Linked DNA regions of Homo sapiens: region 1 is linked to region 2. Evidence: read pairs that join two places in POLR2A ChIA-PET (ENCODE). Cell type or tissue: endothelial cell of umbilical vein. All regions are shown on one strand. Each heading gives the region's core, and the rest is flanking DNA. Links, peaks and the distances in the headings are about the cores only.

Region 1 (15,728 bases), core at 135-5,134, 130 kb after region 2:
AAGGGAGGGCACTGTTAGCACTGAGCACTGAGTGCCCAGCACCAGGGTGACCCGTGGACTGGCAGTGGAGAAGGGGGAGAGACACGCTGCCACTTGGCAAGGGGTCACTCGGGGGAGGGAGAGTGCTTCTGAGCAAAGGGCAGCTGCTCTCATTGCCCCAGAACCCCAAATGGCCAACGCTTTGGACCTCCAGGGTTCCAGTCTGGCAGGACAGAGCATCCCTCAATACCTATCTGTGTACCCCAAGACTCTTACCAAGCAGGCTAGGACGTCGGCAGAGATGAGCATGTAGAAGACATTGTTCCAGCCCGTGGGGGAGATGAGCCCAGCCAGCAGAGGCCCCAGAGCCGCACCTGAATGGAGCACAGCCTCGTGAGCAGGGGTCCTGCACCTCCCCTGCCCACCGGAGGGCACTATGCCTAGGGGCCGGCCCACAACAGAGCTAGAGTCACAGACCTATGGAGCCGGTGCCGTCAATGATGGCCGTGACCGTGGACAGGGCTTTGGCGTTGCCCTTCAGGCTCTTGTGAGTCCCCTGGAGAGAGACAGTGGAGTGGGGAAGCCCAGCTGAGCAGCAGCATGAGCAGAACCAGGACAGGAGAGGGGCTGACTCAGGGAAGGTGGTAACTGGGGTTTGGGCTTGAGAGGAGAGGGGCCCATGGTGCGTTCTGAAGGACTTTGACGGTTTCTCCTCTGCGGGATGGGAGACAGGGAGAAATGGACCTGGAGATGGTGGCCCTGACCAAGCCCCCAGAACGGTCCCTGGCCCTCGGGAGGTGGCCCCACTCACCAGATCAGCAGAGACAGCAGTGGTGATGAGCGCGTATGGGCCATTGACCAGGCCCCCACAGATGATCAGCATCACTGGGACAGCATAGAGACAGCCAGTCAGAGAAGCAGCACCACCCGCAGCCCCAACCCCAAGGCAGGAGCACTCTCCAGCCTTCAGCCCTCCCAGCCCCTCCACCTGTCAGTGCCCCCCGTGGGCCAGCCTCATGGGGCCCCCAAGGCAGTGCCTTTCCCCTGGCCTGGCAGGACTTGCAACCTCCTCCTCACCTATGGAGCTGGCAATCCCGTCCTGGCCAATGTAGTTGTACAGGAACATCTGAGAGAGGAGAGGGGAGAGGCAGAGTCACCCGGAATCCCTTTGCTGGCCTGGAGCCCTGAGGTCTGCAACAACCATCTCCTGCCCTGAAACCCCAGAGGGCATCCTATTCCTTTTCCCCTGCCTATGCAGATTTCTCTGGTCTTTAAATGTCCCAGGGATGGACGGTCTAAAACGTGGTACTCTATCATCTCCCTTTCTCCAAACAGTCTTCTCTCAGATTCAACCTCAATCTCTTCTTTCCTTGATCAAGAAGTTTAGGAGGCGGTCTCCTCTACCAAGGCCAAAGAGTCATGAATCCCCCTCTAAAGTCTGCAGTCTGGCTCTTTTTCCAAGGTGCCTCTGCTGACCCTCGCTTCTCCTCCCCCGTGTGTGCACAATGATGCATGTGCACGCGTACACAGCGACATCAATGTGTGTAACGCGTGGACGTGCACATAGGCCAGAGGCCCACACAGGCTCCTGCTCACATGCATTCGCACTTCACCCTCGGGGTTATACGCACCATGGGGGCAGCCAAGATGAGCATGACACAGCAAGTGGTGGCCCTGCCATTGGTGTAGTCAGAGACGAGCCCTGCCACGATGCCGCCTGGAACACACAGCCACTCACGCACTGACTCCCAGACAGGACCCTGCCATCCCCTCGCCTGGCACCCCAGCTGTGCCCCAGTGCTGGCCTGGGCCTGTCAGCAAGAACCAGCAGAGCTGCTTTTTCCACAGCCCTCCCCTTCCTGTAGTGCCCATCACTACTGGAGACCAAACAAAAGGGCATCTTTCTTAGGCCCACCCAGCCAGGCAGGATCAGAGCTGAGAATAAACCCAGGAGCCATTTTTCCTCTGGTGCCACCTACCCAGGTCATAGCCCATCGGACCTGTCCCTTCTTCCTGCACCCCACAAGAAAAGAGGGGAAGGGAGCCTGCTGGCAGAGCAGGGCAAGGCCTCACCTATGATGCCACCAACATCGAAGAGTGTAGACAGGTCCCCAGCCTCCTTGGCACTAAAGTGAGCTGTGGAAAATACAGGTATGTGGTCAGACCTGGGGTTTGGGGCAAACATCCTGGAGTGTCACAGCTAGAAGCCCTGCAGAGCGTGATCCAGACCACTGCCCCCTTTTCCGAGGAAGAGCTGGGGACCTGTGGAGCAGGCTGGCCAGGGCCACAGGGTGAGAATGCAGCAGTTTGGATAGACGCCCTCTTGGTCCCGTCCTGTGTTGCCCTCTTCCCCTGCAGGATGACCTTCACCTCTCAGAACAAGCCCTCCCTGGCAAGCTCTGGGATCTGGCCCCCGAGCCTGCTGTCCCGTGGCCACCTTTCCCCTGGAGCGCAACCTGAAGCTCAGCCCAGCCCTTTCTCTGCTTCACTCCGGCCCTAGCAGCACTAGGAACTCTTCCCGTTTACCTTAGGCTGTGCTCATACACAGAGCCAGGAAGGAGACTTGCAGGGACACAGGGGCCTCAGGTCACAGGCCTTGGCTCCATGTTTTAAAAAAGGAATGTCCAGAAGCTGAGATTGTAGCCCCACCCTCGAGGGTGCCTCATACTCTGAAGTCAGCACCAAGGCCACAAAACAAAGAGTCACGGTGTCCACAAAGCTGCCCTAGTGCTCCACACTGTCACGAGAGAGGCCCCGACAGAGCTGCGGGGCAAGCTATGGCTTGAACTTGGCCATGACTAATTCCTACAGTATCCTGTTCAGAGCGAGCACAATGTGTGGCAAGGCACTGTTGTTCCTCCCCAGGGCTGGGAGGGAGGGCAGCAGTACTGGGTGACAGGCCCTCAGCCCTGGTGGAGCTTGGAGGCTCCTGGGGGCTGGGCAGGGCGGGGTGGGCTGCTGTTTGGTAGAGCAGCCTGACCTATGGAAAAGCAGAGACCCAGGCCAGGTGGACATGAAACATCCTTTTTCAAATGAGCTCTTCTCATCTATACATCCCTGGGCAGGAGCAGACGGGAGTAGGTCCATGAGACAGGACAGAACACCAGTGCAGCCCAGCAGATCCAGGCACAGGGGCATCGATCACATTAGGTCCCACGGGGAGAAGACCACCAGGGTCACCACCAGGCTACAAGGAGTGGGGTCACTCACCAGGCCCTCTTCCTTGGGCTGGGGGAGAGATCTAGCAGGCAGGCCTTCCCTAGCACCTCCAATGCTACCACCTATGAGCCAAGCAGCCTGGAGGGGGTTTCTCCTACACTAAGGGCTAGAGAAGAAGATAGCAAGAATTGCAGAACAGAGCTCTGAGTTCCTAACCCCCAGCTCAGTTCCAAGGGGAGAAAAGGTGGCTGGAGTCAGGGTCTAGGGGGTAGTTTGCTGGGTTTAGCTTTCATTTAAGTAAACAACTAAATCAAGCTCCTTTCACTCTAGGAGAGGTTCAGCAGGAATTCTGCCTATATACTGGAATCACAGGCATCACCACGACGGGCTTCCTCTCCCACCAGAGGCAGCCTTGGCCTCCTCAGAGACCCCTTCATTCCCCTTCTCTTGGACTTACCCACATTGGCGATGTAGAGGGGCAGCCAGTAGAGGAAGGTGTAACTGACCAGCTTGGCAAACAGCAGACACAGAGAGAACTCGACCACGCCCTGGGGAGTGCAACAGGGGGCACATGGGAAGGGGTCCAGAGGTCCTGGGTTCAGTGGTGGCCCCAAGGGGTGCTCAGCACCACCCCAGTACTTTCCATCACCTGCCACACAAGGCAGCCTCCAACACATCCAGTCCCAATAAAAGCAACATGACCACTGTGCAAGGTTGTTTCAAGACAAATCTCCCACACTGCCCTCCCCAAGCAGGCTGCCCAACTTACACCTCCCCTATAAAGAAGTTCTAGAAAAATAGATCACCCAAGCACCCCATCTCCTCATCACCAACAGAAAAAATCTGGAAAGCCCCTCTCTTTCCTCCATTCCACAAACTTCTTACTGGGATCCGGAGCGCCCCAAAGAAGCTGATGGCAGCAGGCTCTTCGCATGGCCCCTTGGAGCATTTGGCCACAGTCTCAAGGCCGCTCTCCCTGATAGAGCAGGGACTGTTCCCAGGGTCCTCAGGGTTGTCCTGGTTCTCAGCTGGCTCACCCTGAGCAGAGGAGATGAGCCCTGCTGTGGGTGCGTCCATGTGCTGCCTCCCACCAGCTGAAGGTGCAGCCCAGGCAAGAGACACTGGCTCCCAGGATGGGGAGGCACACGTTCGTCTCGGGCTGGACTGACCTGCCAGACTCATCAGGCTGTAGGGCCAACCCATGGGCCTAGCACTGGGTCGGTGAGGTCAGTGAGGGCCAGAACTCCCTGCTCTAGCTCCCCAGGCCTCTCCGGGTCCAGCCCTCTGGATGGAGTTGGAGGGCAGGGATAGGGCTGGGAGGGCTCACACTCACGTGGTGCTGAGGAGGGGCGCAGTCCACATCTTCTGGGTCTAGAAAAAAAAATCGCTTTCTAAGAAGTTTCCCAACCCCCGCCCCCCCAATCCCGAGGTGATTGCCAGGCCCTCACCTTGCACTGGATCTAAGCCATCCCGGGAACCAGCCCCGCCTCCAGCTCCTAAGGTGGCCAGTGTGTGTCCCAGCAGGAGGGAGCGGGGCCTGGGGCTCAGGAGACAGCTTTCTAGGCCTGGCTTTCCTAACAACCAGCAGTGTCACTACTGCCTCTTGGACTTTAGTACTCTTAGCTACAGAGTGGCTCTCATACCTGGCCTGGCTAGTGCACAAGACCACCTGCAGCAAGTGGAGAGCCTGGTCACTGTAACAATGTCCCTTCAACTCCACCCTCCCTGATCACACCTCTCAGATTCAACCAATGCTTGCCAAGCACCTCCTGTGGGCCTGGCATTTTAACTATGGTGTCTCAGTTAAGCCTGCAGAAATCCTACGAAATAGACATTATTATTACTATTATTATTTTACAAATGAGAAAATAAAGGCTCTGAAAGATTGTCCAAAGTCACACGGCTGGTCCTCCCACTCTGTGACCAGCAATCTTTCCAGTAGATCCAGCTGCCTTCTCCCAGAAACCGAGAACTTCTAGGCTCACTTGTGGGGAGTGAGGGGCCCACTCACGTTCGATGAGGAAGAGGAAGGTGATGACGCCCATGACGGCAGTAATGATGCCAGGCACGATGAACGACAGGCCCCACTGCCCGTTCACCCAGATGCCGGCGATCAGGGAGCCCAGGATGTTGCCCACAGATGTGTGGGAATTCCAGATGCCCATGATGAACCCCCGCCTGGAAGGGAGGGAGAGAAGGGAAGAGGTATAAAAAGTAAAAAGCAAAGCACATTGTTCATAGCAACTGCCCCAGCCAAGCTCTAAAGCTGGGCTGACTACAGCTTCCCCGAGGCACCAAAGACAGCCCCAAAGCCCCAAGTCAGCAAGGAGTGGGAGACCTTGGATGGTGTCAAGCAGGTGGCTGCAGGGCCTGTGGTCTCGCTCCGCCTGCCCAGCTCCCTGAGTGAGTGCCGATGGGAGCTCTAGCCACACTGAGGGCATGGGGGCCCCGGCCCTCGTTCTTCTCTTCTGTCCCACGATCTCACTCTAAAGCACTGTCCTCAACCAGGGGTGATCCTACCCCCAAGGGATATCTGGTAACAGCTAGAGATTTTTCATGGTCACAGCTCAGGGTGTGCTATGGCATCCAGTGAGCAGATGCCAGGAAGGCTACTACTAAACAGCCTGCAGTGGTAGGACAGTCCCCAAACAAGGGTCCAATAGCCCAGAAAGTCAGTAGTGCCAAGGGTGAGAACTCCTTCTCCAAAGCAACTTTGTTTTGCACACAAGCCAATTCGGGGTCGGGGTTGGGGGGCAGGGCGGAAGTTTTATAGGCTTCTTTTTGTCTTCGTTGAAAATAGAAATTAATCTATTATTAGAAAAAAACATAACTAAGGTTGCCTGCTCTATGGGTTAAAGCCTCATCAGTGAGAAAATCAGCACTGCTTTTAGCCACTTCTAAGCACGTGAACAGCAACGTGGAGGCCGCTTTCTGACCCTTCCCTCTGAAATTACATCAGAGGCCACGGTGACCAGCTCAGGACCCCCAGCCCTCCCAATCCTTCCCACTCCTCCTCCCTTGTTACACTCACTTCCCCTTCCCGAACCAGTTGCCAACACAGGTCACCACAGAGGGCCAGCCTGTGGTCTGGACGAGTCCATTACAGACCTGCAGGGAGAGAGAAGGGAGGGTGGGAACAGGCCTGGGCTGTGCGACTGGCTCCCTGCTCTGACCACCCTGGGCTGAGGAGGTTCAATTTCGTGGCCAAGGGGCCCTCCATACCCCACACTACAAACCTTACCCTTCCCTTACACACATGCCACACCTCCTCAATGGCATGAGCTGGCTTCTCTCGCTCAAGATTGTTCAAGCAGAGACCAAGCCTCTCGTGCATTGGAAGTGACCACAGCGTTGTGCTCAAGGCCAACTCTCTGAGTGAACAAATGCGGGGGCAGTGGGGCCAGGAGGTAGAACTCAGTGCAGTGTAATAGAGAGCACTGGACAGGGAGCCAGGAACACAGGCTCCCACCCGCTGTGAGCTGCGGTCTCCCAGGTCCTTCCCGAGACGGCAACACAGGCCCAAGTGCAAGACGGTGATTCATACCTGGATGACCACAAAGTACCAGAGCTCGTGGATGTTCCAGAAATATCCCAGGCCAAAGAGCGAGGTGAAAAGGCCACTGAGCAGCATTCCAGCTGAGAGGTAGTAACGGAGCGGAAGCCGCTCCCCAAAAACCCCACTGGGGAAGAGAAAGTTGGATCTGCGGTTAAGCTCCTCTGTGTCCACCTCAACTCCCTACCATGTTTCTGCCCCCACCACGCTAGGAAGTGGCTCTGGCCAAGGTCCCACCAATGACTTCTGTGTTGCCATGTGACGGGGCCAACCTCTGTCCCCCACTGCTTCTGTGACACCTGGCCATGCTCCATGAATTTAGCTTTCCCATCTTCCTCCGCTTGGCCGGCCCCTCGTGTCGTGCGTTTTCCTCTCGGTGCGGTCTTTTGCAACACTTTCACCATTGCCACAACCACCCATAGGCTAAATAGCTCCACAGGCATCACATGCATATCTTCAGGCCTGATCTGTCTCCCAGAGCTTCACAGTCACAGACAGGTGCCTCCTGGACATCTTTATTTGGATGCCCCCGGGGCATTTAAATAAACCCAGTGCTCTTAAGCTGAATTCCTCTTCCTCTTCCCACCAACCACCCTGACGCCTTCATCATCCTGCTATCCTCATCTGAGTGAATGCCACCCCTTGGGCACTCAAGCCAGGCTCAGAGCTCCCTCAGCCTCCCACCTTTCCTCCCCACCCCTCACATTCAGTCTCCAAGACTCACCGGGCTACCTCTTAGCTAGTGCTCCAGTACATAGCCTCTTTCCACCTCTATCACCACTGTAGTAACATAAGCTCAACAGCTTGGGCTACTGTCAAATTGGTCACTCTGTATGACCAGTCTCATCCACCTCAGCATCACTCTCAGAGTGAGCTCTCAGAAATGCTCATCTGGATGGGACGCCCTGGCGAAAACCCTTCCATGCGTCTCTGCCCATGGACCTCATGTGCAAATGACCTCAGCCCTCAGCCCTGCTGCTACCTTCCTTACACTGTCATTCCCTCCATACACCTGCCCGCGGTTCCTCCCGTAGATCATGCTGTTTCTTCACATTTGCCCTACTTGCTCGTGCTATTCCTTCTGCCCAGGTCTCCATCTGCACCGCCGCACCCAAGTCCCTTGCATCAGGTCAGGCACCATCTCATCCAAGAAGCATCCCCGACCCCTCTGCTCTAGCTCAGCTTGGACTGAGTAATGACCTCGGAGCTCCTAGAACACATGATGGCCACCTCTGTCATGGAGCCGCCACAGTTTTAGCACCAGCTGCCAATGCATCCATTGCCCCCACTGGCCTGTGAGCTCTTTGGAGGCAGTATGCAGCCTTATTGATCGTGGATTCCTGGCAAGGAACAGCATGCTTCCCGTGCTGGTTTGGACACAGCAGAGGATGGGGATTCTCCCAGATATATGTGCACGCAGGGCCATTCTTAAAGGGTCCTAGTCCATACCCACCAACTGTGGTATCTGAGTGAATAGACTCAAAAGCAGCATCCAGGAGAACATTTCCAGGCAAAAGAGCTGCTACCAGTGGGAGTCTACCAGGCGAAGGAGCAGTCTCTGCGACCGCGGTAAGGCAAGGAGGATGGCTGTGGGTGGATTGTACATGCAGCATCCCTGGGCTCATTCCCAGCTGCCCCCAGGTTCCTTAAGGGGAGGTAGCAGCTCTAAACCATCCTCCTCTTGGTCATAGGCTCAGCCTCTGTCCTTACCTGATGAACATGCCGATGGCATAGGCGATGAGGAAGGCGTTGTCCACGCCCCCTAGTAACTCCTTATAGTTGTCCTTGTCTGAAAGCAGATGGGAGAAACAGAAAGCTGACTGCGTGGATGCCCCTGCAGGAAGCCCTCCCTGGACAGCCCCTTCTCGAGGAAGAGGGAATGGGGAATGGGAAGAGCAACTTGCCCTGTTCTTACCAAATGGGGCCCAGCTGCACCACATGGTGTCATTGAGACTGTGAGTATCATTGATGGGTTTGATCTGCTCCGAGCAGTTCTGGTGCAGACGGCTCTGGATAGGCAATGGGACATACAGGTCAGGGGTTGACCCAGAGGGGAGCAAGCAACCACCTGCCCCAACCATACTGGAGACACTGCCTCCTACCAGATTCTATGTCCCCGCTACTGGCACCTCCTCCTGCAGGAACTGGCTGCAGGGGAAAGCAGCCACATCAGACCCATGAGCAGCATCCACATAGCCCAGGGGCCCTGCACGCTTATTCCATCCACAGCCACCGACACAGCTGTCTTGGGGAATAAACTCAAAAGGAGCTCCTGGGGAAGACAGCCACTGAGAGTGGGAGCCTGCCAGGTGAAGGTGCAACCTCGGTGGCCATGGGAAGGGGTAAGGACGGTTACGACAGTGTGCTTCTGCACTCTTCCTTGCTGCCAGCCAGCCTCACCTTGACGATACTGATAGGCTTCCTGGACATGTGATAGCAGGCGTAAATTAGGAAGGTCAGCAGCAGGATGAGGCCTCGGAACCTGCAGGAAGGGACAGCATCTGCGTTAGTGGGAAGTCAGCCCCAGCTGGAAGTTCTGGGCCGGCATCCCTGACCCGTGTCCCCTCTGGCAGTCCCAGGGCCTGAGGACCACCAACTCTTTCCTTCTTGGTGCAGAGGCCAAGGGGAGGCTGGGAAAAAATGCCCAGAGGCCAGGGTGCTCAGAGGGACCTGTCTCCCTGGTCCCAACTCCTGAGGCCTCTGTTGCAGCCGGCTCGGCCCCAGCCCACAAGAAGCACCTCCGCCTGCTCTGACCAGCTGGCAGCACCTCTGCTTTTTGTCGACCTCCCTGAGGTCAGGGCGCCTGTGTGTGTGTGCATGTGTGTGGCAGAGGTGGGGGCAGGGAGTTTGAGTGGTTTTCACATGTCTAAAATGATGGGGGTAGGAGGGAGACAGTCGGGAGAAGGGTCTGTTTTTAAAGTGAGGTTGACACTCCTCTGAAGCTTCGAACAGGGCAGACACAGCACCTCCTTCAGGCAGGCGGTAGTTGGAAAGGAAGTGGCAGTGGGACAGGTGGTGACAGACCCCAGCCCTCTTCTTAGTCCCAGTCCGTCCATCCCACTGGACAGAGCCCATTCTTTCCATCTGTGGCTCACACACGTGCTCTTTCTCACCCCTCACGTCTCATCCCATGCCCTGGCCCGGGATGGAAAGAACAGTGCAGGCGGGTGGCACTCAGCTTTTCCACTGTGCCCCGGCCGCTCCCCAAGCCTGAGGCCTGGGGAAGGGCCCCAGAGCCCTGCTGAGTCACTATCTGCTTCCTCGCCGCAGCCAGGAGCCAGGACATGCATGGAAAATAGGCCTCAGAGTGGAGCCCCAGTCCAGGAGAAGGGGCCAGGAGTTAGGCGAGACCCAGGGCTCACTGAAGACTTCATGGAGAAGGGTCAGGAAAAAGGGTGGGAGGGCTCCTGAAGCCCTTTCTGTCCTGGCTCCAAGAGCCCAAGGGCAGGACACTGGATGCTCCCTCGGCCTAGGAATCCTCCTCCACACCCCAGACCCAATTCCCCCAAATGTGGCATGAAGCAACACCCACTACCACTTGGGAAACAAAGGGGCATTTCAGCGAAGGCTGAATTGGGCTTGGGCTACGAGGCTCCTTCTCACTTTGCCCCTGGATCGAGCTTCCTGTCTGTCTTCTTGAGAGACTGAAGTTGCTCCTGCCCCTCCACAGCTCTGCTAAAACGCTTTCAGTGCCTTTCCATCCCATCCAGCATGAAGGTGCAACAGTGTAGTCTGGAATGCAGGCAGCTCCACGCCCCGGCCTCTCTGGCCACCGGTTCCCAAAGGCACACATGTGGGTCACAGAGGTCCTCTAGGGACTCAAGTTGTCTAGGGAAGCTGGGGCTACTCCAAGTGCCTGTCACAGTGACTGACATAGGCAAGCTTGTGGCAACAATGTTTTCCGGGTTCCACCTGTTGCCATATGGCTCATGACTCTTAGTTCGGGGACTTCTAGAATCTGAGGGAAATCCTCTGAGAGACTTTGAAGAGGGTGCCCAGCTGGCCTTCTGCAAAGAGCAATGGATGGAAGAACCCTGCAGTCCTACAGATAGCAGCCACCAAGCCCCGCCTGGGACGCACCTGGTTCAGGGAGAGGCGGGAAGCTTTGCGTGGCACCTCTCACTAATTGCCTGTGTAACCTCCCGTGAATCCCTAAGCCTTTTTTTTGCCTCTGGTTTCCTCATCAGTTACACATTGCGCTAGTATCAGTCCCAGCTGTCCCACAAGATAAGAGAACACAGCATGACTCTCCCCCAGTCCCCAGGTCCCTGGTTATACTGCCGGTAAGGCCCCCCAGGCAGCAGGACCAGCCTTCATGACCACTTGGATGTGCCAGGGCCTCTGCCATGATGTTTGGCCACTGACCATGGTGACAAATCAGATCCTTTCAGTGTCTGAAAGATCCTCAGGGACCCAAGGCCCCACTGGGGCCCCAGCTATGACTGTTCTTTCATTGCAGGCTCGGCAGTGAAGCCCTTGCTGGCTCCGTAGCCTGGTGTTGACTAGGAAGCCAGACTGCACCTCCACACTCATGCTGAGCCCTCCCAGGGCTGGTCAGAGCCAATGGGGACCCAGAGGCACAGCCTGCTGCCAGCACCCTTTCCCCTCCCACCCCACTCCCCCAACTGCACTGTGTCAACTCCAGCCCGCCCTCCCCGACTCCCCTGCTTGTGGCCCCAGGTGTTCTTCCTTATCTGCTCCATGGCCCTTTTGCCTGGAGTTCTGTCCCCGACAACCTCAGTAGGAGGAGCTGTGCCCATTTCTAACATCTTGATTCCCTTCGGCTGAAGCGAGGCTGCTCTCCCATGCATCCCTGTGCCCATCCTGTACCAGGCACCATGCTACAATCCAGCACTAGCAAGAGAATCCGTGAGCGGAATCTCCACCTGCCTGGGCGCACAGGTCAGCAGGGAGACAGTTAGACCTGGTGTGATGTCTCTCTCTTACAGAGATGACACAGAGGAGAGACTCCGAGCCAGCAGGAGGGAGCAGTGTCGGGAAAGGATTCCTGGAGCTGAGGCTTCAAAAACAAGCAGGACGAGGCCAAGTCAACCACAGCTGGGGCAGGGAGGACTGCCAGGGAGAGGAAGCAGCGTGCACGAAGGCACGGAGGTGTGAAATGACACTACCTGTTTGGGGAACTCCGCCTCAGTGGGGGTATCTGTAGGGTGAAACTGAGCCAAGCAGAGAAGCAGAGCTGGCTGGGAAGGGCAGGGGCCTCAGGTGGCGTGGCGCAGGGCCTCAGGTGCCAAACTGTGGCATTTAGGCTATCTCTGAAGGTGATGGGAAGCCACTGAAGAGAGCGGGAGTTCCCAGGTCGGCAGCTCTGAACCCCAGCCAGCCTAAGCCAGGTGAAGACCCAGGGCTGTGCCCTGTAGGTTTTGGTGGGAAGCGCAGACAGGCTTCCTCACTGAGGCTCAAGGCCAGTTCCCTGGGCCTTTTTCATCCTGCCAGCCACTCCCAGGGACATAGCAGCATCACGGGGGAACCCAGGTGGTGGATGTCAGGGAGTTGATGTCTATAAGAGAAAACAGCAAGGACTTGGGAATCGGGCAAAAGCTGGTTTCATTCCTTACATCTTTTTGCTCATTGGAAAAGCAGAGTCTATCACCTTTCTCAGACCTATTGATGGGTTAGTGAGATGCACCTAACCAGTCTGAAATTGTTCCTGATGCCCAGAGGGCGCTTAGATGACAGCCAGTGTGCTTCCAATGTTCAGACCAGGAAGAAGGACTGGAGGGGTGGAGGCGGCCCACACTGCTCTGTTAGGGGAGCCGAGTAGGGTCAGGGGCTGAACCAAACTCTTCTGGGAAGTGGAGGCTCCGGGCCCTGGATTTACCTGGAAGGTAGAGATGTGGCTGCCAGCCTGTCCCCCTCCACCCCGCCTCCCGCTGTGCATAGCTGGGTCTAGATGAACATAAGGATGCCCTGAAGCTCCTGGAGCTCTGGCCTTCCATGGTGGGCCCTATGGCTTCTTGGGGAGCCTACGGTGGGACACAGGGGAGACTCCAGCCCCGGGGCCCTCCCACCTGCTCCCGTGGGCAGACAGGAAAGTCAGTAGGGGTCCCCACGTGCATCCTGACCTGGTAGGTTCCAAGATTCCAGCCCTGCCCTCCTCCAGGTGGTAGCCTGATGTCCCCGCCAGCTCTGACCCCAACTCCCTGAAATCCACCACCTGGAGTCCCCCATGATGCTGCCAGTAGAAACCCTGACACCCAAGATAGCAGGAGAGTCATGAGTCTTGAGGGTGGCGGGTGGGGGGTCCTCAGCTGTGTTGTGTGACACTAGGCCTGGCACTGGCCTTTTCTGGGACTTCCTTCCTGGCCTCCAGAGGGATGGAGGGATGAGCTCAAAGTCACACCACTCGCTGGGCATGGCATAGTCAGAGCTGGGCCTCCTCTGAGTCTGGTGCTCTATCCATTCCCCATTGTCAGGTGTTCTAAGAGAAAGATCAAGGTGCCGTGGTTCACAGGAGACTGGGAACTTCGGTCAGGTTAAGGGCTAGGCTAGACGGAGGCCAAGACTGCCAAGCTCATGCTAGCTTCAGAAAGGCAGCTGACGCACTCCTTCCATGTTTAGAACCCGCAGGTTTCACTTCTCCTCTCACCAGTCCTTCCCTCGTGAATCAAGAGGTCCCAGAAGAGAAGCAGGGCACAGAATATGCACAGCCAGGCCTTGCCTAGCTGGCCCCAGGGTGGCTGTGACGGGGGGATGGCAGCCCAGGGGCTGGGCCAGGCTGGGCAAGTAGGCCAAGGACCAAAGGATGGAGGGGAAGGCCCCCGGCTGCTCCAGATGGGGCGGCTGTCCCATGACCCTCAAAGACCTTGTTAGCAAGAGATGGCACTTCTCAGAATCCCACCTCCCCCCCACCGGATACTGGTTACTGAATAACCAAGTTAGATAGGGAGGTTGACTAGCTATCTCTTAACTATTAGCTGACAGTCCAACCTACTCTTTCGAAGGAGCCTGATAATAACTTTATTGACCTTGTTGAGACTTTGCACTAGGAATGCTTCTGGGGTAAAAATCAAGAAATGGCATGTCCCAAAGCAGTGACAGATTAGAAACAAACAAACAAAACCCCCAAAAGACCGACTGCCACCACCACTGCAACAGCAAAAAACAAGAAACAGCCCAGCAGAGGGACGCTGCCCCCGAGAGATGTCAGAAACAGCCCCGGTTCCCCAGTGGCTCCCTAGTCACTCCCCAGTCCCAGGCTAGGCTGGCTGTGGCTGCAGGTGACTTTGGCACTTGTCCAGAGAAAATGGATTCAGTAGTCTCTTCTCGGACGTGACTGTTCTGAGACTAAGCAGATCTGAAAAGGATAGAGGGCTGGGCACAGTAAGAACCAAGCTAGGGTCAATGGTGACAGTGCCCACCCCCCCTCCCCCACAAGCCCTCCACCAGCACTGGGAGATACCCTGCTAGGAAAAGGCCAGCCAGGAACAGATACCACAGGTGCAGAGCCCTGAGCCAGGTCTTTAGCACACAAGACAGGACAAGACCCTCTTTGGGAGGCGCAAAGCTCTCCCAGGGCAGCAGCCAGCCCCTCAGGGAATCCTCTGTTTGCTGTCCTTCCTCCAGCTGGGACGTGGGCACATGCTCAGAGAGATCGAGATGACTCGGGGCTTGCCCTGAGAGCCTTCCTAGAGAAAGAAGCCATTGGCCAGGAGCCACGAGGAACTCAGGACATTTGAGAAGAGACTGGTGGCTCAGATGACAGTCTGTCTTAGGAAAGAGGAAAATACAGGATAGATTGTTTTGCTTTGGGAAGAAAGCTGAGTGGGGGACCCTGAATGGTCAGGCAGAATGAAGACAGCCTTCATGCTGCAGCAGGGACTCTGATCAGCAGCCGGAATAACAGGGAGGGTGGGAGTGTTGGTGGGGCTCAGAAGAGGCAGCCAACAGGTTTTAAGTTGGTGTCTCTTCTGAAGAAAGGTTGTGTAAATAGCACTGATGGAAGCGTGTTGATGATGGCAGAGCTGCAGTCCTGCTTAGAGGGGGAGGAGGATGGCCTTCCTTCTCCTGAGCAAGAAGCGTCCAGGGGACAAGACCTGAGCCAGAAGCCAACAGGAGAGCAGTGACACCGCCCCCCCACCCCACACACACACCAACTTAGTGTCTGTTAGTGACTCAGATAGGAGGTCCTGGGCTTCAGGGACTCTACCTCTGGTGTCTGTCCTCAATTCTGCTGTTACTTTGGGACTGTCAACCCTGACCCCAGCTCTCAGTTGATACAGAAGCTTGAATGGAAAAAACAAGGCCTTGGCCAACCATACAGACTATTTCGAAACCTTGCTGCTACCTTCTAGACCAGCCCACAGGGCCTGAGTCAGACAGCCCCACCCGAGGTCAATGAGGTGCACGCCAGTCCACTGTAGGGAGGGAGAGAGGAAACAGCAGGGTGGAAGAGGAAGCCCAAAAAGCAGCTGGGGGAGAAGCTGCTGTCACGAGGGGTGGGGGATGGGACCTCCACAGGCTCACATGCCCCTTCTGGGGGGCCGGAGTAGGGATCATGGGCTGAGACTCCAGGTTCTCCCCAGGAGCCCTCATTTCCTTTTCCAAGCAGCCTCTTCCCATCAAAGCTCATTTTAAACAGCCCTTTCTGCTGCCCTTACCATGCACCTCTTTGCAGTCAACAGGAAAGTAAGATTTGAGAGAGCTAGCCCATAGGACAGGGAAACAGACATCAGACTTCGAGCAAAATTGGCTGAGTCCTAATTTCTGGTTCTGCCACTTAATGTGACCTTGGGCAAGTTGTTGTACGTCTCTAAGCCTCAGTTCGATCTTCCTTTAAATAAGATCATATTCCCCTGCTGCACGAGAGTGTTATAAAGATTAAATGAGATATCCTGGATGTGGAAGTGTCTGGCACACAGCAGATTTTCTCTCAGTATGAATTTGAATGTCTTTCCCCTGCGTCCTCCTCAGAGTGGGCACCAGGATCCGGCAGTGAAAGCCCTTAGCTAACTCCACAGGGCAGAACCATCCATTCTAGCTCAGCTGTGGCCTTTTGCAGCTCACAGGGGAAGATCGA
Region 2 (15,728 bases), core at 3,525-8,524:
TAGGCAAGGTATGACGGGAGAATTGCAGAGACTGGGTTCAAGAGGTGAAATGATTCCCCAGGGCTGATTGCCCCAGTGACCTGCCATTGTTTCCTTTTCCCCCAACATGCTTCTCTCCGGCCTTCCCATCTCACAATGGTGGCATCTTCCACCAGGTACCCATGTCTGGAGCCATCTCCGATGCTGCCTCTGCCTTCTCCCTCAATCCCACACCCAAGCTGTGGGGATTCCATGCCTAAAAAAGACTTCTCAAATCTATCCCTTCTGTCTCCACTGCCACTCTATAATTCGGAGCTCAGGGGTTGGAAATCAGCCGCTCTCGGCAGAACGCAGCCGCAGATATTTTGTGGGATTTGCACAGTGTTTGTGTTTTGTTTTGCTTTTAAAAAGGTAATATGGAACATGGCTCAAAAATCAAAAAGTGTAAGAAGGTAAACACTGCAATGTTTCCCTCCCATTCCTGTCTCCCACCTGTCCAAGCAAATACAAATATAGATTCTTGTTTTCCCCTTTTTATACACACTTTTTTTTAAACTTGGTGGGTTATTTTTTTCCTTTTTACACATATTTTGGAGATCTTTATCAGTACAAAGAAAACTTTCTCATTTCTCTTTTTAAATGAATAGTATTCCATTGTCAGGAAATTCCATAATTTAATGAATTGGTCTTCAATTGATGGATATTTGGGTTCTTTCCAATCTTTTGCTATTACAAATAATGTTACAAAGAAGGTACTTAGACATATGTCATTTCCTATAGGTACAAGAATGTCTTTAGGATCATTTCCCCAACATGAAATTGCTGGGTCAAAGGCATATGATTTATCATTTTGATGATATTCGAAATGGCCCTTCAAAGGGGTTGTGCAGATTTACACCATGAGACAGTCTGTTTCCCCAGGGCCTTGCCAATAGAATGCGATATCAAATTTTTTGGCTTTTTGCCCATTTAAAAGATAAATGAATAATGGTATCCCAGGATAGTTTTAATTTGCATTTCTCTTACTATGTGCAAGGTTGATCATGCTCTCATACATTAAAAGCTATTTATATTTTCTTTTCTGTGAATAGTCTGTTCATATTCTTTGCCCATTATTTTTTCTACTGGGTTGTGTTTTTGTTGTTGTTAATTTTTAGGAGCTCTTCATATATTAGGGAGAGTAGCCCTGTGATATGAGTTGTAAAAATTTTTCCACAGGTTGTCATTTTCTCTTAGCTTTGTTTATAATTTTTTTTTTTTTTTGAGATAGAGTTTCACTCTTGTTGCCCAGGCTAGAATGCAATGGCGTGATCTTGGCTCACTGCAACCTCTGCCTCCCAGGTTCAAGAGATTCTCCTGCCTCAGCCTACAAAGTAGCTGGGATTACAGGTGTGCGCCACCACCTCCAGCTAATTTTTTTTTGTATTATTAGTAAAGACAGGGTTTCACCATGTTAGCCAGGCTGGTCTGGAACTCCTAACCTCAGATGATCTGCTTGCCTTGGCCTCCCTAAGTGCTGGGATTACAGGTGAGAGCCACCATGCCTGGGCTACTTATAATTCTTGATGGTAGTTTAAAAATGTGTAGTTTGAATGCCAACAGGTTGAGAGCCAACACCCTCCCACTGGCTGCAGCCCCCACTGCTCCCTATACTTTTGCAGTTGACATGATTTACCCTTTTTGATTGCCAGCCTGGACATGGGTGTGATGCCTGGAACTGCCACTACCATCTTGTGACCCAGAGGAAAGCCAGTTGGAAAACAGAGCTAAGATCCAGAGGATGACAGAGAAAGAACCTGGGTGCTTGTGGATGTCATGGAGCCCCTGAATTTCTCCAACCCTAGAGCAGTCCTGGTACTGAACTTTGTAACACATAAGAAACTAAATGCCTCACTCTTTAAGCCTTTTTGGGTTGGATTTGCTGCTACTTACAGTCTAAGGCTTTCTAACTGATACACATCTTGACTGCTCTTCTTACAAAGGTCTGGTCCCCTCTAATCCATGCGCACTGCTGCTCAGGCCAGTGCTCTAAAATATAAACCTGACAGCTCCACTCCCCATCTAAATACATGCACTAGCTCCCCATCTCCTGCAAGATACCATCCAAGTGCCTTAGCTCTCACCCTGTCCCTGCCTACACCTCCCAGCCTTGCTCACACCTCCGTGCTTTTGCTCAGCCTATCCCTCCTGCCCTGAGCTCCCTTTTCTTCTTTCTGCTGTCTAATTCCCAGGACGGTCTATTCTGGCACCACCTCCTACCAGCAAATTTTGGAACAAGTTCCTGTCCCCCCCCCATCACTGCCACGCAGCACCCAGAGTCTTCTCTATGGCTGCACAAACCCCAGTGTCCATGCATGTTTTTACATGGCCGAGCCCCCACCCCACTCACTTCCCCATGAGTTCCTTGACGGCAGGGACAAGGTCTTATTCACTTCTGCATCCCCAGTACTTAGCTCGGGGGCCAGCGTGAGGTGGTATTCATGGCATTTGCAAACCTGAACGGAGCGCCCCCCTTTCATCCTGTTTGTTCCCACAGATGCCCCCTCAGGCCTCCTGCATCCAGCTCCTCAGAACCAAAGCCCTCCCACCCAAGTCCACATCACTTTAAAGAGCAGCTAGAAGAAAGGCCCTATCCAAATCTGCCTGCTCTAAGAGGAGAAGGAGAAGACCCATTGAATCACCAGATCAAACAGGGCCGTCTGTCTCTGCATGGGCTCATGCCAGGGTCCCCAGCGCTACAGCAAATCATCCAGTGCAACAGAAAGTTGAGGTTAGGAGCTGGGTTCCTAGCCACTTACTAGCTCATGAATTCAGACAAATTACTTAACCTCACTGCAATTCGGTTTCCTTATTTGTGATGGAGGGATCAGGAGGCCATTGTGAAGATGAAACAAGCGTAATTATCTCACATAGAAATTGCTCAGTAAATGATAGCTGTAATATTCCCCCTCCTAGGCTCAAAACCACCCCCTAGGTAAATGAGGAAAAGTCCATGCAAAGTAGACCCCAAACACTTCCCTAGGGTGGGTCTCTTTTCCAGCTCAAACAGCAGTATGGGGACCACATAGCAAAAATATATTCATGGGGCAATCACGCAGAGGAGACAGCCGATGTGCACTGACACTTCCTGTGTGCCCGCCTGCGCTAGGTGGCTTCTACCTGTTTCCATGCACATTCCCCACAACAACTCTGCAAGGAAGTATTTGTAGCTGGCCTTGCAGTGAGGCTTAGAGGAGTTAACAACTGCCTAGTGTGAATGTCCATGGCCATGATCCTGGCTACGTGGAAGCGTGAAGATCTGAACCCAGCCCCACTGGGCTCCTGCCTGAGTTCTTTTCCTTGTCTCATGTTGCCTGCAAACTACATGGAGTGAGAGCTGGTCTGGCAAATCTAGGACTTGTGATCCCTGCTGATTAAGCCTAATAAGGTGTCCAGAGAGGAGTGTGGAAGGAGAGAGATCCAGGAGTGGGAAAGGAGGGGATGGAAGAGTGGAGAGAGAAGCTCCTAGAAAAGGCTTCTCTCATATCACCAGCGTGCTGTTGTCTGGAGGGTCGTGTGTGCACATGCCTGTGTGTGTGACTCCATGGGTGGGTGTTCATGCATGTGTGTGAGTGTGACTCTGTGTGTATGACTGGGTGTGACTTTGTGTGTGTGTGAGAGAGACTGTGTGTGTGTGTGTGTGTGTGTGTGTGTTTTGAGGGGATGGGGAAACTTTCACAGCCTGGCCTCCTGCCTAATTTCACGCACATGCACATCCTGGCCACACCGAGCCTGAACATGCCCCATGTGAACTCCACATGTGGTCAACAGTGGGAGTCTTCACCTTTTAATACGCCTTTAACAAGGTCCCCTGTTGCAGGCTGCTCAGGCCAGCCACGTGACCTCAGTGGTACCAGCTCTGTTACTAGCCCCTGACTGACCTGGCCAGACTGCTGAAGGGACAGTGGAGGGGAGGAGGGAGGAGGGAGGGAGGAAGCACCTTCGGAAATGCAGTGGGCTTCCCTGGGCAGGCCTTCCCAAATCCAGAGCGCTGGGGCAGAGAGAACTCTGAGAAAGGCACCTCTGCCCGGGTGTCTCTCAGTTTTCACAGACGACCAGAGCACAGGGGAAAACACACACCCCTTCTCATAGGAGCAACCCTTTTGAAGAAGAGGGAAAGGGGTGGGAAGGGAACGAGGGGAGAAGGGGCAGGCTGGGTTCTCAGCCTCGGTGCCTCCCCAGGCGGGTTTCTCAGGCCCCCTCAGCACCTGCCGGGACTCACCCCCCTACCAGGACTGCCCTGAGTTTATCTGTCCTCTTCCTGCTGGGTGGAGGCAAGAGCAACTTACCCCATCTGACACTGTCTATGGGAAGGAAAACGGGGCCCAGAGAGGGGCCCAGGGTCACACCGTGGCCTGTCAGGAGCAGACAGACTCGAAACCACAGCTCAGACCCCTCCCTGCCTTAGTCCTCTGGCTACTCATGGCTCTGCAGTCCTCTGAGCCCTGGTAGACAACAGCTGTAGCTAAGGATTTTCTCCTTGAGCAGGACAAAAAGAGACAATCTCACGGGACCTGACCCAAGGTGAAAAATAGATATCGTTGTTTAATGTAAAAACATCTCCGCAGCTGGGGTAAGCCTCATCTTCTGCATTCTTTAAAGCTTTTGAGGATCTAGTGTTCTGAAATCAATCTAGAGAAGCAATGAAGTTGAGCAATTCAAGTCAGCAGCAAGCATGGACTGCAAGGCCCTTCTTTAACCATTCCCTGGCTTCTCTGATGTTGGCAAAACCAGATGCAGAGAATAAATGACTGAGCGCTGTAAGTGACCACCTAGCCCTGAAGAAAATATAATCATCCAGTCCTCCTGGGGCCTTGTGATGTCTTCAAAGACCCTTTCACTTCCAGCCTCTGCTTTTCACTTATGAGGGTAATGGGAAATAGTTAGTTAGTTAGTTAGTTAGTTTATTTTGAGACAGAGTCTCGCTCTGTTGCCCAGGTTGGAGTACAATGGCACGATCTTGGCTCACTGCAACCTCTGCCTCCCAGGTTCAAGTGATTCTCCTGCCTCAGCTTCCCTAGTAGCTGGGATTACTGGTGCACACCACTATGCCTGGCGAATTTTTGTATTTTTAGTAGAGATGGGGTTTCGCCGTGTTGGTCAGGCTGGTCTTGAACTCCTGACCTCAGGTGATCCGCCTGCTTCAGCCTCCCAAAGTGCTGAGATTGCAGGCATGAGCCACCGCGCCCAGCATGGAAATAGCAGTTTATATCCTGGGCCTGCTCCTGCTTTTCTAGCTGAATGACCTTGGGCAAGTTATGCTCGTTTTACAGGTGAGAAAAGTAAGGCACGAAGGGATCTCAGGTTGGCCTGAGTCACGGAACTGTGACACACACAGTGCTGATTCTCCTAACTCACAGTCCTGAGCCCTCTCCATGGCCCCCAGCCTTTCTTTCAGCCATTCTAGCCTTGATTAGAAAACCAATGATTACTGCACTAACTCCTAAGCCCCGTCTTCCTGGTGGGGGAAGAACAGCCTTCTTGCAGCAAGCTGATATTTGGACAATCCGAGAGCCTCCCAACTGCTCCGGAAGACACGGCCTTCCCCTCCCAGGACCTAGCAACGCTGCCAAAACAAGAGGAGAAAGCTTCCAACAAAAGTTTGTTTTCATGGAGATTTTATTTCCTTCGCGGACGCTCTCCCACCACAGATTTCTCTTTGTTGGAGCTTGCATTCAGAAGTCACCAGATACACAGCCCCTGACCCCGCAGGCCCCTGGGGGATCTCACGCCTTTATCTCTCCTCCCAGGCCCACAGGCTGCCTGCTTCCCCACTCAAAAAGCCCTTTGAGCCACTATGGATAGAGAGGGGTTCTCGGAGTGGACAGAAGCCTTGGAGGGGCTGAGCTGTCCACATCAAGGTGGGGAGGAGAGAGAAGAGAGAGAAAAAGAGGAGGGTGGAGAGGGAAGGGCTCTGTGTCTAAGGGTTGGCAAGGAGTTGGAGAGGCTGCACCCCATCCCCTCCACCCCTCAGGCAGGGGCTGCATTGCCTGATTGATGGTGCAGATGCTAACTAGGGGGTGCTGACAGCAGGACGCAGACCTCAGAGGCTGGCCCAGGGTATGGCTCAACTTGCACCCAGGCAGGGCCAGCCCAGGCAAAACTCAGAAGGGTATAAGATTTGTCTTAGGTGGAGGAGCCTTTCCTTTTTTCCCTTTTCAGGATCAGCTATCCTCCCAGGTACATGATTTAGACCTCTTACTCTGGCTGTCACTCTTAGCCAGAAGAAAAGAGGCTGACAACACAAATCCATGCTCCAGAGCAACCCCCTCCCGAGTAGGGCATTCAAAAGAGGGGGACAGAAAGGGAGTAAGAGGGAGAGCAAGAGCGAATCAGAAGAGGAAATGCCAGCTCTGAGGAACAAACTGGGAATGGTAGAATTTCAGGTTCAAGGGTAGGTGGGGCTGGGAGGTGGCCGCTCATGGAGCCCACTCAGATGACAGCCTAGCTCTCTTCCAAGCCACCCTCCAAGAGGTGGGTCCTGACATGGGATGGCACAGCGTAGACATTAGGGCCAGGCAGAACTGAGTTTGATTCCCCATGATACAATTTGCTAACTTTGTGATCTTGGGCAAGTGACATAACCTCTTTGGGTCTCATTCCTATCATTTGCCCACATGGAGATAATATCATCTCCAGGTTTTTGTGAGGAAGTGAGATAGCCGAGCCAAAAGGCCAAGCCGGGCAGCTGGCAAGCAGTAGGTGCTGGAAACCCCTCCCTGGCCCTCCTTCTGCGAGGACTGAGGTTGGGGTGGCACAGGCAGTCCTTGTCTTTACTTTCCACATACGTGGTTTGGGGCTTTTTTCCTCTGTGCGCACCATCTCACTCCCCTCCCGGATCACATGTGGCCAGAATTGCCGTAGAATTTGAAATGTTCACATTTTAAGTGTTTTTTTAACTTTTGGGCCAGGCACAGTGGCTCACGCCTGTAATCCCAGCACTTTGGGAGGCCATGGCGGGCAGATCACTTGAGCCCAAGAGTTCAAGACCAGCCTGGGCAACATAGGGAGGCCTTGTCTTTACAAAAATTACAAAAATTAGCTGGGTGTGGTGGCATGTGCCTGTAGTCCCAGCTACTCAGGAGGCTGAGGTGGGAGAAGCACGTGAGCCTAGGGGGCAGAGACTTCAGTGAGCCCTGATTGTGCACTGTACTCCAGCCTGGGTGACAGAGTGAGAGATCCTGTCTCAAATAACAACAACAACAAAATCTTTTGTCCTGAGGAGACAATGAGCACTGACAGTTTACAAAGCATTTTTCAAAACCAGCATCTTATTTGTTCCTCAAATGGTCTTATTCCCATTTAACAGATGAGGGAACTGAGAGTCAGGGATCCAAAGCCATCCCATAGGTAAACAACAAAGGTAAGATGAGAGCCAAGGCTTGTCTAATGTCTGATGCAGATGTGAGCTCCACACTCTCTACAAAGGGCAGGAAGAGGTGGCAGATGTGAAGAAACTTGGGGCTTAGACACAAAGGGACGCCACAAAGGATGATAGCATTTTGAAGATGGGGGAGAATAAAATTCTAGAGCCTGGATTTAGAAGACAGGGGGCTGAAGGCATCTCAGAGGAGTGCCTGTGGCCCAAGGAGGCCGAGAGAGAGGACAACTTCACATAATTTCAGTGGTGAGGCTAGGAGTTCAGGGAAAATTGTCCTATTTCATCTCTGACCCAAAGATCTAGGGAAGAGAGCTCTGGGTCAGATGGTGGTGCAAGAGCCTACATATGGGGTAGACATGGAACCCGTTGAAGTCTTACTTCCCAGGTTGACCTGGGCCAAGTCAAAGTGAGTTCTGAGCCTAGACCCTTAATTGCCATCTACCTACAGGATCTCCACCAAACAAATAAACAAAGGATGTGGGAGCAACTAGGGAAGGCCATTGGTCCTAACTGTAGAACCGGTCAAGAGGACCTCCAGCTTGGGGGCTGGCTCTATGGATCATGGATCCTGCCTCCTCTCCACAGGAACCACCTATCAGCCCAGGGATATAAAAAGCCCAGCTGTGAAGTTCCTTTTCCCTCTCCTCTCTTCCCTCTCTGTTCAGTGTAGTCCCCTGGCAACACCGAGCTCTGACAGGCTCTTTAAGAATCCCCTCCTAGAATCGCTTGAACCCGGGAGGCGGAGGTTGCAGTGAGCCGTGATCACGCCGCTGCACTCCACCCTGGGCAACAGAGCAAGACTCTGTCTCAAAAAAAAAAAAAAAAAAAAAAAGAATCCCCTCCTATTCTTCTGTCCAGTGTTGACCTGTCGGGGCCACATCAGATACAATGTCAGGTATAACCACACCTGGGTGGGAAGAGGACCAGAAGGATTAGTCCTGGAGGACACTCCTGCCCGGAGATTTCCAGGATCTCAAATCCACCATTACCAGCTCCAGAAAGAATGCTCCCCTCTACCTCGTTCAGCACACATAAGACTGGTTACATGTTTCTAGACTGATCTCCTGCTTAACCAGCTGCAAAGGAACTCTTTCAAAGGGAAGATGAGGAATCCCTCCTGGGTCCAGAGAAGCCGTGAGTCTATATTGTGAGCAATTTCAGACAGTCTCCTCTTGCTTTCAAATGTACTTAATCAACATGAAAAGGATTGCGAGGGCTGGAGCTCTTACAGGTAGAACAGAGAAGAATAATGTTCATAAATCATTTAGCATACAATCCAAACAGAGGTGTATTTTTTTTCTTAAAGGAAAAGGCAATGCCAAAGAAATAGAGCCATATAGGAAACCAAATACATCGTGACTTGTCCCCACATGTAGTGTGTCTCCAAGTAGGGCAGGGCAGCCTGTTTACATCATTGTCATCTGCAATCTGACCCTCAATACTGATTCTCCAGCTTGGCTTCCTCCCCCATTCCCAAAGCTCAGATCAGCAGAGGAGTCAGCACCAAGGAAGGACAACTGATAAAAACAGCTGCATTCCCACCTCCCCCTGCAGCCCAAAGCAGGCACCAGCTCTCTCCCGAGCAGCCGGCTCCACCCTGGGCAGCTGGGCCTGAGCTGGAAGCTGCAGGGGCCAGGAGGGCAGGCCCAGAAGACCAAGGCCACATTCTTCCAGGGCTCAGCTCAGAAAGGCCTTCCCTGACCACCCCAATAGAATAATGCCCAGGCCCCAGTCGCTCTCTGCCAGAGACCTGCTTTGTTTTCCCTTCAAAGCAATTATTACTAGTTTACATTGTATTATATAGATGTTTATTATATGTCTCCAACCAGGATCTAAAATTTATGAGGGCAGAATATTTACATGTGTTGTCAACAGTTGTATTCTCAGCACCCAGAACAGTGCCTGATACATAGTAGGTACTCAGTAAATATTTGTAGAATGAATGACTGAACAAATAAAGGAATACATAAAAATACATCCTTCTCTCTCTTCCAGGTAATGTTCCAGATTGAGAAACCCTTGCCTACTCCGAAGTAGGAAGCTGCAGTTGGGAGTGAGAAGTCTGTGAGGGGTCTCTGCTTCTGACTGTCATTTTGACCCAGAGGAAACTATCCCTGCTTACCAGCCTCACCCTCTCCATCTGCAGAATGGGAATTACTCCAGTGCAAGGAAGGAGAGGGAGGAATCGGGGAACTGACGTTCACTGTCTTCTCTAAGTGCTGTGCACTGTGCTAGGCACCTGACCGACAAGCATCGTCTCATTCATTCCATACACAACCTTCGTTCAAGATTAACATTATTATTCACATGTTATGGATAAGGACACTGAGGCCCAGAAATATAAAGTAACTCACTCAAACTTGCACATATAGAAAGGAGGTTTCAACCCAGATCCGGAAGCCACTTCTACACAACAGGACGCCCCAGTGCAGTTTATCCTTTTACCCCTGTAAAGGACACATCACTCCAGAAGAAAATTCACACTCTGCCCAGTGGAATTTGAAGATCCTGAACTCTGCACTTTCCCAGAAGTAGGAGGCGGGACAGTGAGGGTGACAACTCGTCTTGGTGTGTCTGAAACTTTCCGGGTTTTAGCACTAAATTCCTGTGTTCCAGGAAACCCCTCAGTCCCAGGTGAACAGAAACAGTTGACCTCCCTAAGTGAATGCAGCCATAGCCAGAGACCCTGAAAACTCTGAACCAAAGACCACGGAGTTTTCTCAGAGGGAGCACCTTCTTCACATCTTCCCACAGGCAGTGAAGGGAGGGCCTCGCTGTGCTGCACCCCATGCACACTCATCCAACACTGCACCTGCATCCACATTTGTGCCCACAGCAGAGGGAAGAGCAGGAAGCTTCAAGGCATCATTGCCTTCCTGTGCCCTGAATGCAGGCTTTGGACTCAGAAGAAAAGCATGGGCTCCTTCCCTAAAGGGCGAGATGACATCCCCAAAGAGAGAAGGGCAGATTCCTGGAATTCCAGTCAGTGAGGCTTTGGTTTTAGCCAGACTCCCTCCGACACAAAGAGCAAAATTCAGGACTGCCAATAAGTTCCTAAGAACCACTGGCCCATGGGATGGACTCTTCAGGACTCCCAGATCAAAGGATTCAGAGGGAAAGGTCACCTCTGTGGGATCCTCTTTCTGCACAAGAAGCTGTCCTTCTATTCTCCAGCCAGAGGTTGGCAGAACCTTTACGGCATAGCTTCATTCTCCTGCTGCCAGAGAGATGACCTGTCCAGGGCTCAGTCCCCCACACCCCCACTACCTTGCTTCACCTCCAGTGATGGTCAGCATGCATCCTGGGCCACCTCTGACCTCGAGCATGTGCTGATCTGGTCTTTCTTCTGGAACCAGTGATAAAACAAGAGCAATACCAGCCCAGAACTGCAGCAGAGACCAGGTGGAGGTGAGGGTGGGAGTGAAGAATGACACCAGGGTGGGTATAAGGGTGGCACAGGACATGACTCCCTCCTGCTTTTGACGTTTCTATTTTCAGGGCCTTGGGAGAGGCGCCCTTTTGCCTCTTTATTTGTTTTTCCACAACAAAGATGGCTCTGATCTATATCTTGCAGCCCTCCCTTGTCGTCATCCTCCTCCCCCTCCAGCCTGCCCCATCTATTACTGTGTGTTAGCATGTTGCTTTATGAATGTTCTCCAACTTTTTCATTTGTGTTTTCTGTAGCCATTGGTTCTGTGCCTTCTGAGTTTTCCTAATTTTCTTTCCTTCTTCCTGAGCATGCTATGTCTTTAACCTTCCTCTTCTTTCCTACTACCCCAAAAGCAGAACCCTCCTTCTCCTTCCCAAGCTGACCCCACCTGGTCTCTGACCCTCCATCCCATAGTGATGCCCATCAATTGTGAGTGTGTGTGCGCGCACATGTGTATGTGTGTGTACCTTCAACCTCCTACTTGGGCTACCAGCCTTGATCTACAACATGCAAAATCTACCCAGACCCATAGGCATTATACTGAAGTGGAAAGAACACTGGCCCAGCATACAGGATCTCACCTGTGACACTTCTTGGCCCTGCCTGTTTCAGAGACTTTGCTTCTTCACCTGTAAAGTGGATTTAAAGTCTCCCCACCCTGACTCCCTTAAGTGTTGTGAGGACTAGGTAAGGCAAGAGATTTGAAGTGCTTTGTAATTCATAAGATGGATTTAAAGAATTATGTAATTTTTAAATTATTTTCTTAGCCCTCTGGAATTATATTCCTCCCATCTCTCTCTTCCCTTTCACCACCAAACTTGTGAAAGAGCGATTTGCGCTCACAGCTGCCACTTCCTCACTTCCCATTCTCTCCTGAGACCCTGAAACCCGGATACTGGCCCCACAACTCCAGTGCAGCTGCCATTGAGGTGGCCAAGTACTCCCATCCACCCAAGAAGTGGCCATTTCTCAGTCACAGCCCTCCTTCACTCAACACATCCACAGAATGCAGCACACGTCCCCTCTCGCTCCCTGAACCTGCTCATCTTTGAGTCTTTACTATTTCTGTTAATGGTACCCTTTTCTTCCAACCACCCAAGCTGTATGAATCTTGGAATTCTTATTGATTTATCCCTCATGACCATTCAAACTCTCTTCTACCTCTCACCTTAACCTGAAAACAACCCAGACCCCACACATTCCCACACAGGCACATTTTAAGCCCTAACTGGCCCAATTTCCACATACGTCTCTCATATTCACTTTCTCCTGTCCCATTACCAACATGCTTGCTAAATCCTTCATTACTTCTCACTCCCAGACCATCACATTAGTCTCCTAACTCACTCCTGTCTGCTCTGATCTGCCTTACACATTAGTGTCTGCAAGATTTTTTCTAGTGCAAAGTCTTCTCTTGTTACTCCTTATATCAAAAACTTGCAATGGCTCCTTGTGGGCTATAGAAAAGTGCAAATTCCCTCAGCTGGCATAGAAAACCTCCCAAGACATGGTCCCAATCTAACTTTCCAGGTTCAACTTACAATCTACCTCGGTTCTGTGGCCACACTCCCAGTAAATGAGTGTATTTCAGGTCCCATGACTATGCTCCAAATTTACCTGCCTCAGGACCTTTGCATATCCCTTCTATCTGCTGGAATGCCTGTTTTCCACTGATGCCTATTAGAACTCTACTCCTCCTTCAAGCCCAGCTCAAAAGTGATTCTCATCCATGAATCATCCCCTGGTCACCCCAGGGAGAAGTAATGTTTCCTCATCCAAACTCATAGCATGTTGCCTAAGATACCTTTCATCTTTGCATTACAGCTACTTACATTTGTCCTATCTCCTCTATTAGACACATTCATTACAGAATTCCATTCAGTGCATTTTAAAATCCACAGTAGTGATGCAATCAATATTTGTTGAATTAAAAAAATGGATGACTAAATTAAGTCTCCCTGGCAGTTTTCAATCCAAGGACCACAGGTAAGCTTTGCTTACTGATGGCTGACAACCAGAGGCCTCCTCCTCCATTCAAGAGTCATTTGGCACAGCCAGCCATGCCCCCGACATGCTTATTCCCATCTCTTCCTCACCTCCCAACCACCCATACCCGTCTCCAATCTCTTCCACCCTGACTTGCCACTAAAACCTCTCTCCCCAGGTGCCAGTAGCTTTCATGCCGACAAGCGAAGGAATACTCTCTTATTCTTTCCCTTACTGGATATTTTGGTCCTTGTTTCAGCTGACTCTCATCCTCATCACCAAGCTTTCTACTACTTTGGTTCAGTAATGCCACCCTTTCCTGATTCTCCTCCTAACTCTCCTACCCTCTCTGTGTCTCTTGTGGTTTCTCTCGCATCATGTTTTAAACACAGTTTTCCTCTGGATTCTGCTTTTGTCCACTGCTCCTCCCGCTCTGCACATGCTCCCTGGGAGAGCTTATACACCCGTCATGGGCTAACGGCACTCACATTTCTGTCTCCAGCCATATTCTTGAATGTGTGTATTCAATTTCCTGCTAGACGTCTCCAGCTATATGTTCCATAGATGTTGGAACTCAAGATGAAAAGAAGACAGAAAAAGAAAAAAGGAAAAACAAAGAAGGGAGGAAAGGAAGGGAGGAGGGAGGGTGGAAGGAAGGGAAAGAGAGAGAGAGAAGAAGAATCTATCTTCCAGAAGACCTATTTTTCCTCTTATGTTTCCTGTGGCAGTTGTTGAACCACCACCCCCCTAGAATGAGGTCAAAACTTGGAAGTCTCCCTGGAGTCCCTCCTTTCTCTTACTCTCCCACATACAGATCAGTCCCCCACCCCCTCACCCCCCGCCACCTGAAGATTTTTCCTTCTACCTAGTTCTGGAACCCAGCCCCTCCCTCTCTCACAGCACCACCCCTCAGCCCAGGCCCTCAGGCTCACTTGCCTGCTGTACTACAGGAGGTCTCTAACTGGTTTCCTGGTCTTGCCCACGTTCATCCAGCCTTCTTATACTGCCAACGTGATCCTTCTAAAACACAACCTGTCTAAGTCACTCACCTGAAATCCCTTCATGCTAATGCTGGCTGCAGTTTACTGAGCGCTGTCTTTGCTCCAAGACGTCTGTTAGCTTGTTATGCTGATTAGCTCACTCAGTCCTCACAACATCTCAATGAGGTAAGTACTATGATTTCGCCCTCTTAACAGATTAGGAAATTGAGGCACCAAGAGATGACGTTTTTCGCTCAAGATCACCAGCTCGCAAGTAGCAAAGCAGGGCACCTGGCTGCTTCTCAGCCGCTATTTCATGCTGCCTCTTCAGGGGACCCCACTGGTTAGATAAGAACTCTACGCTCCTTAGCAAGGCATTTGAGGCTGTCTGTGACCTGGCCCTGCCTGCTTTCCCACTCATCTCTTGCCACTCCTTGGACCAGAATCCTGACCTGCTTACTTTTTGCACACACACCACGCTGGTTCATGCCTCCACGCATTTGTGCAGAGTAATCTTTCTACCTAACACCCCCTCCTCTACATTTTGACCTAACTACTCTCTGCTCAAGTCAGGTTAGACGGCACCAGGGCTGGTTCCTGCCAACCTCCTGAACAGCATCAGTCCGAGCCTACAATCCCTCTCCAGTGTGCCCACAGCCCTTGCCCTTGAAGTTTCCTTCTCGGTTCTCCCCCCCACCGCCCACTAGACAGTAGGCTCCTCGAGGGTGGGGACTCTGTCTCCTTTGTCTGTGCGCCTGCAGAGTATGACACAGTGCCTGGAACACAGTGAGTGCCCCATAAATATGCACTGAGCTGAGCTCCATCCCAGCCCAACCAAGGCCCCGGTCATTTCAGATCCCAGATCACCCCGGTGCACAGCCATCTCTTTCTTCCTGGAATTCCCTTAGCACATAGAATCTGTGCCACTCATTCAGTGATTAATTAATCCTGTTCCATCAGGTGATGTCTCCTGCATTGTAATCTTCATTATTATTTAACTTTTATTGTTACTTTTCTTTTCATAAATTGCCTTTCCATTTAGAGGGTAAAGTCCTTGAAGATGGAAGTTAGGGGTTAGGTTACATGTGTATTTTCATCTTTTTAAGTATCTTGTAGATTTTAAGTGCCCAATAAATGTGCAGTGATTTAATTTAACACAGTCTGGGGAAGTCGAGATTGGGCTGCAGTATATGTTTAGGGCAAGGCGTGGCATGAGAGAGAAGCGGGAAGACATATTTAAAAACAGGGGCTACTTAGAGAGATAGAATATTTGGGCTGAAAGGGTTATAACCCAGTCTCTGCTTATCCTAGCTCCACCCCTAGCAAGAGAGTCACCTGATGGCTTTGAAATGAATTTTTACTTGGATGTAATAAAATACAGAGTTACAATTATGAATTCAGAAACAGAGGCCACAAAGTATGCAGAAATGCCAAAAGTATCTTTGCCCTCCGTGATCAAGAAGCTGCCTGCCTGGCCTGCTAGACACTGAGGAATGTGCTGCATGAAGAACATGGTTGTGGGGAAAGAGCCCACCTGGGCCTGGGTTCAGACTTGGCCTTTCACCAGCTCTCCCCCGCTCCCCACCCACCTCCCCGGAAGGGACTCCACACCCAACAATACACTTTCATTAAAAAGAATGTCCAGCCCCACTATGTACCACACACATAAGCAAAATAGACACAGAATGGATACAAAATAAATGCCAAGAACTCAGACCTCAAAAAGGATCCATGATTAAAATATGTATGGAGCATCTTCTGACTCACTCCTTTCTAGGAGTAACATGTAATGAACACGTAATGGACACAAGCCCTGTGCTCAGCACGATGCTGGGTTCTGGGACTACAGCAGCAACAGCAAGAGTCCCTACCTTCCAAGGGTCAACAACCACTGTGCGCAATGCACCATGGGGATACAAGGAAAGATCAGACA

Evidence for each region. ChIA-PET counts read pairs that join two places held together with the same protein. Peaks named below come from ENCODE experiments on the same cell type or tissue, not always from the same donor. Only the 100,000 strongest peaks of a DNase experiment are listed, where the experiment ranks them.
Region 1: POLR2A ChIA-PET joins it to region 2 with 8 read pairs; 1 of 35 experiments calls an interaction of 5 or more read pairs at or near these places.

The regions. Positions count from the first base shown.
Region 1 is chr11:125,070,202-125,085,929 of GRCh38, reverse strand. It overlaps SLC37A2 (solute carrier family 37 member 2), which reads right to left. Exons shown (of 18, transcript NM_001145290.2): 2 at 9,092-9,173; 3 at 8,607-8,700; 4 at 8,402-8,480; 5 at 6,683-6,818; 6 at 6,170-6,246; 7 at 5,150-5,316; 8 at 4,472-4,509; 9 at 4,024-4,176; 10 at 3,596-3,686; 11 at 2,053-2,115; 12 at 1,611-1,696; 13 at 1,057-1,105; 14 at 791-864; 15 at 457-535; 1 more. Among named protein-coding and RNA genes, the nearest start is that of SLC37A2, 15 kb to the right of the region's middle. RefSeq lists enhancers at 2,204-3,403, 3,831-4,380, 12,910-13,079, 13,140-13,439. In endothelial cell of umbilical vein, for the core only: no CTCF peak of the experiment used is centred there; a DNase peak (open chromatin) is centred at 2,729; H3K27ac peaks cover 1,014 bases.
Region 2 is chr11:125,204,953-125,220,680 of GRCh38, reverse strand. The region is part of intron 1 of PKNOX2 (PBX/knotted 1 homeobox 2); the gene reads right to left. Among named protein-coding and RNA genes, the nearest start is that of PKNOX2, 48 kb to the right of the region's middle. RefSeq lists an enhancer at 5,403-5,934. In endothelial cell of umbilical vein, for the core only: no CTCF peak of the experiment used is centred there; a DNase peak (open chromatin) is centred at 5,590; H3K27me3 peaks cover 992 bases.